Regions from separate parts of the Homo sapiens genome. Here region 2 is linked to region 1. Evidence: read pairs that join two places in POLR2A ChIA-PET (ENCODE). Cell type or tissue: GM12878. All regions are shown on one strand.

What was found. Peaks named below come from ENCODE experiments on the same cell type or tissue, not always from the same donor. Only the 100,000 strongest peaks of a DNase experiment are listed, where the experiment ranks them.
Region 2: POLR2A ChIA-PET joins it to region 1 with 8 read pairs; 1 of 35 experiments calls an interaction of 5 or more read pairs at or near these places.

The regions. Positions count from the first base shown.
Region 1 is chr13:95,703,812-95,706,311 of GRCh38, reverse strand. The region is part of intron 1 of DNAJC3 (DnaJ heat shock protein family (Hsp40) member C3); the gene reads right to left. Among named protein-coding and RNA genes, the nearest start is that of DNAJC3, 28 kb to the right of the region's middle. In GM12878, no CTCF peak of the experiment used is centred here; no DNase peak of the experiment used is centred here.
Region 2 is chr13:95,221,703-95,224,202 of GRCh38, reverse strand. All of the region lies in intron 4 of ABCC4 (ATP binding cassette subfamily C member 4 (PEL blood group)), which reads left to right. Among named protein-coding and RNA genes, the nearest start is that of SNORD13G, 13 kb to the right of the region's middle. In GM12878, a CTCF peak has its summit at 1,366; a DNase peak (open chromatin) is centred at 1,450; H3K4me3 peaks cover 754 bases; H3K27ac peaks cover 1,585 bases.

The sequences.
Region 1 (2,500 bases):
GTTTTACTAGAATGGGGCCATGCCCATTAATGGATGGGCCATATTGTCTATGGCTGCTTTCACACTATAGCAGCAGAACAGAGTTGTTGTGACAAAACCCATATGGCCTCTAAAACCTAAAATATTTACTATCTGACCCTTTACAGAAAAGGTTTGACTACTTCTGTACTAGAGATCCCACATTTAATGTGTTAACTCACAAAACTGGAAGTGGCTTTAACAGCTTACTTGATTGGCTGACTGAAACTTGAAGTTTAATTTAATTAAGCATTAATTATATTAATTTAACATTTAATAAGGCTGAGGTTCCAAAGTTTCCCTAGCATAATAAGAGAGAGGGATCCAAAGGTTTAGAGAGATAGGAAGGTTGGACTGGATTTATCATGTGTTACCTACACACCAAATTGCCACTTATGTCCATGAGAGGGCCTAGAAAACACTCCTTTTACTAAGACATTTAGAAACCTATTAGTGGCCAGGCACAGTAGCTCAAGTCTGTAATCCCAACACTTTGTGAGGCCAAGGCAGGAGAACTGCTTGAGGCCAGGAGTTCAAGAGCAGCCCGGGCAACATAATGAGACCTCATCTCTAAAAAATATAAAATAATTAGCCAGGCATGGTGGCACACACCTGGAATCCCAGCTATTTAATACTTGGGGGGCTGAGGCAGGAGGAAGGATCCTTTGAGCCCAGGAGTTCAAGTCTGCAGTGAGCTATGATCGTGCCACTATACTCCAGTCTAGGAGACAGAGCAAACCTTGTCTCTGAAACAAAATTAAAAAAAAAAAAAAGAGAGAGAGAGAGAGGGAGAAATGTATTAGTGAGGGACCACCTAACAAGGTTTTCAAAATTCTTGTCACTCCCCTTTGTAGGACAGGTATGACTACAGGAGGAAGTCAATATTGAGATAAGTTGAATTCAGTGCGGATGATGGGATTTTAGAGTTGCACAGAAACTTAAGCAGCAGCACTGAACCATGAGAGACTAGGTGGGCACATCAATGCAGAGGCTCTTAATAATCAGGTAGATAAAATGACATACTCTATGGGTGGCACTCAACCTCCTTCTCCATCATATCTAAGCTTGTGCAATGGACCCATGAACAAAGTGGCCATGGTGGCAGGGATGGAGATTATGAATGGGTTCAAAAACACAGATTAGGCCAGGTGCGGTGGCTCATGCCTGTAATCCCAGCACTTTGGGAGGCCTAGGCGGACAGATCACCTGAGGTCAGGAATTCAAGACTAGCCTGGCCAACGTGGCAAAACCCCATCTCTACTAAAAATACAGAGATTAGCTGGATGTGGTGGTGCATGCCTGTAATCCCAGCTACTGGGGAGGCTGAGGCATGAGAATCACTTGAACCCACGAGGTGGAGGTTGCGGTGAGCTGAGATCATGCCACTGCACTCCAGCCTGGGCGACACTGCGAGACTCTGTCTCAAAAAAAAAAAAAAAAAACACACACACACAGATTAGTCCTTTCTAAAACTGAAAAAACTGATCTGGCTAAAGCTACTGCAGAGCATCTGATCTGCCAATGCTGGAGACCAACACTGAATTCCCAGTATGGCACCATGGGTGGGAAAGAGACAGCTGGCCACCTAGTGGCAGATTGATTTTATTTGGTTCTCTTCCATAATGGATCCGTTTCTCATATTCCAGATATGAATTTGCCTGCAATGCTTCTGCCAACTCCACCATTCATAGACTCACAGAATGTATTACCTATCATTACAGCATTCTATACAGCACTGTATCTCCTTAAGGAATTCACTTCATAGCAAAAGAGGTGGACAATGTGCTCATGACACTAAGATTAACTGGTTTTACCATTACTCCATCACATAGAATGGCTTACTGAAGACTTCAGCAGCAGCACTAGTTAGGAGACAAAAACCTGAAAGGATGGGGCTCTGTTTTACAAGCTGCAGTTTATTATTTCAATCACAGACCATTATATGATGCTATCTTGCCCACAGCCAGAATATGTCAGTCCAGGAATCAAAAAGTAGAAGCAGGCATGGCTCCTCTCATTATTATACCCACATAAGCCACTTGCAAAATTTCTGTTTCTAGTCCTGGCAACTTTGAGCTCTGATGGTTTGGAGATCTTAGTCCTTAAAGGAGAAATGCTTCCAAAGGGGACACAACAATGTTTCCGATTAATTGGAAGATGAGACTCCCATATGGCCATTTTGTACTTCTTATGTCACTGAAACCAACAAGCCAAAAACATTGGTTAATCTACTAGTTGGAAAAATGAATCCGAATTACCAAGGGCAAACAAGTGTGCTATTTTGCAATGGAGGCAAAGTAGGGTAAGTGGAACCCAGAAGATTGCCTAGGGCATGTCATACTACTTCCATGCTCAATACAAGGTTAATGAAACGTTACAGCAACCAAAAAACAGAGCAAATAAGACACAGTCCCTTCAAGAAGGAAAGTTTATGAGTCACTCAATCAGGTTAAAAAAAAAAAAAGCCAGAGTAACTGAAATT
Region 2 (2,500 bases), 480 kb after region 1:
GGTTGATTTTTTTTTCTCTTTGATACTGATTTTTTAGAGGATTGATAATGATCCTAGGTATAATTTACTTGGTATTTATACTTCTCGGAGTTTGCTGAGCTTCTTGGATCTTTGATTTGATTCTTTTTATTATTGTAAAGTTTAGGAAATATTTAACCATTATATCTTAAGTTTTTTTTGACTTATTCTCACACTCTTGTTTTTCTTGGACTCCTATTACATATATATTAAACTATTTGAGATTGTCTTATAGGACAGTCAGTCTTTTTCACTTTTATTCAATCTTCTCTGTTGCTTTTAAACTGCTGATAAGACCAGCCAGTGATTTTTCTTTTCTCCTTTATTTCTCATTTCAGTATTGCAGCTCTAGAGTGTTTATTGGGCTCTTTTTAAAAATACTTTACACTGGCCAGGCACGGTGGCATGTAATCCCAACACTTTGGGAGGCCAAGGCGGGCAGATCACATGAAGTCAGGAGTTTGAGACTAGCCTGGCCAACATGGTGAAACCCTATCTCTACTAAAAATACAAAATTTAGCTGGGTGTGGTGGCGGACGCCTGTAATCCCAGTTACTCAGGAGGCTGAGGCAGGAGAATCGCTTGAACCCGGGAGGCAGAGGTTGCAGTGAGCTGAGATCACACCACTGTACTCCAGCCTGGGTGAGAGTGAGACTCTTTCTCAAAAAACAAACAAACAAACAAAAAACTTTACACTTTTTTGCTGAAAATCTCTATCTCTTTACTCATATTTTTCCTCAGTTTCTTTGAACATACTAACCCATTGTACATTTATACTTGTTTCTGTAAATCTTAAAATCCAATGTGTGTGCCTACTTGGATTTACTTTTATTATTTATATATTTGAGGGGTTTGGTTTTTATTATGAAGACTGCTTTCTTTATTGCCCTGAGTTAAATTTTCTTTCTTGCATGTCTAAGGTTTTTTATTGTGGACATTTTGGATGATACATTGTATGTCTGACTTCTGATAATTCTAAAAAGTATTGAATTTTACTCCAATACCATATTAACTGGCTGAACTCATAGGCCTGTTTTTTATGCTTTGTTAGGGCAGAACTTTGGAAATTTTCAGGTGTTTTCCAAGCTTCTCTAACTTGATGGGACTCAAGATTCAAAACATGTGTCATTTGCAGGCCCTGTTAGGTAGTGCTTGTTTTTTCTTGGGCAAGTTTAGAGTTAACTCTTTTTTAGTGCTCAACCTGGGTAGCACTTGACATTTAGGGCTAAATAATTTCTTTTTGGGGATGGAGAGGCTGCTCCGTGCATTGTAAGATGTTGAACAGCATCTGTGGCCTCTGCCCACTAGATACCGAAAGCGTCCCTCTAGTTGTAACAACCAGTAGTGCCTCCAGTCGTTGCCACATCTCTCCTGGGAGGCAAAATTGCCCTGTTTGAGAATTATTTCTCTGGATAGTGCTCTTGAATTCTAAGACATGATCTCTCTGGTGTTTCAACCGTATGCCAGGTGTGTTAATGATATATGAATGAGGTTTCCGCACTCTGGTCTGGTGAGAATTTCAGTACCTCACCTCAGCTTGACCTTCAGTATCTCTATTCAGCTCACTCCTCCTCAGCACCAGCTCTCTGTTAAGGCTTGGGCGGCCTTGACCTGTGCCCGCGCATCAGCCAAGGACTTGTAGCACCCCCACCCCACAGCCTTCTGGGGCCCTTCCCTTCTGATACCTGCTTACTGTCCAGGGCCATGCAGATGCCAGTGGCTTTAACTAACCCAAGCTCTGGCCTCCACCCCTTTGCTCAGCAGGGCTGCTGTGATGTGTTTGGACTTCAGCTCACTGCCACAGTCGGAAAGTGGTGTCCTAGCTCAGAGCCAAGGCAATGCTTGGTGTCTGGAGACATCTGCCTTCTAGTGTTGTACAGTTCTGAGGCAGAGGAGTGGGCCGTTATGGTATGAGCCACTTAGCCGTGGCCAGAGCCCAGTCTCTCTGCTAGTTGAATAGCCCAGATGTTTATGAGCTGTGGAGCTGGGAGCTCCAAGTGTACAGTATAGGGTGTGGTTGTGTGAGCTGTAGGACATGCCTGTTTAACTTCCTTACTGAATAGATGGAGGGTGAGGGCATATGCAAGACTGAGGGGCTCCAGCATCTGCCATATGTCACCTGTGTGCTTAACAAAAACCCCAATCCTGGGGCCATCTCAGACCTGACCTGCTGTTTCAGAATTTCTAGAGAAAGGGCCTGGAAATCTGTATATTTAATTTGTGCCTCAGGGAAGTTTCTGTACTAGAGGATGGCGAAGGGAACAACAGGTGTGGAGAGGGAGGCTGGACGTGGCTTCCTTGAAAGGGAAAGGGCCGCATGAGGCTCTGCATTCCTTTCCCCAGGACTTATATTGAAATCATGGCCAATGATTTATTTATTTTTTAAAAATATTAATTCAGTTTTTAAATTTTAGTTTTTTTTCTGTTTTTTCCTTTTTTCTATCTTCTAAGACATCCTGTTATAGCAAATTTTTACATTTTT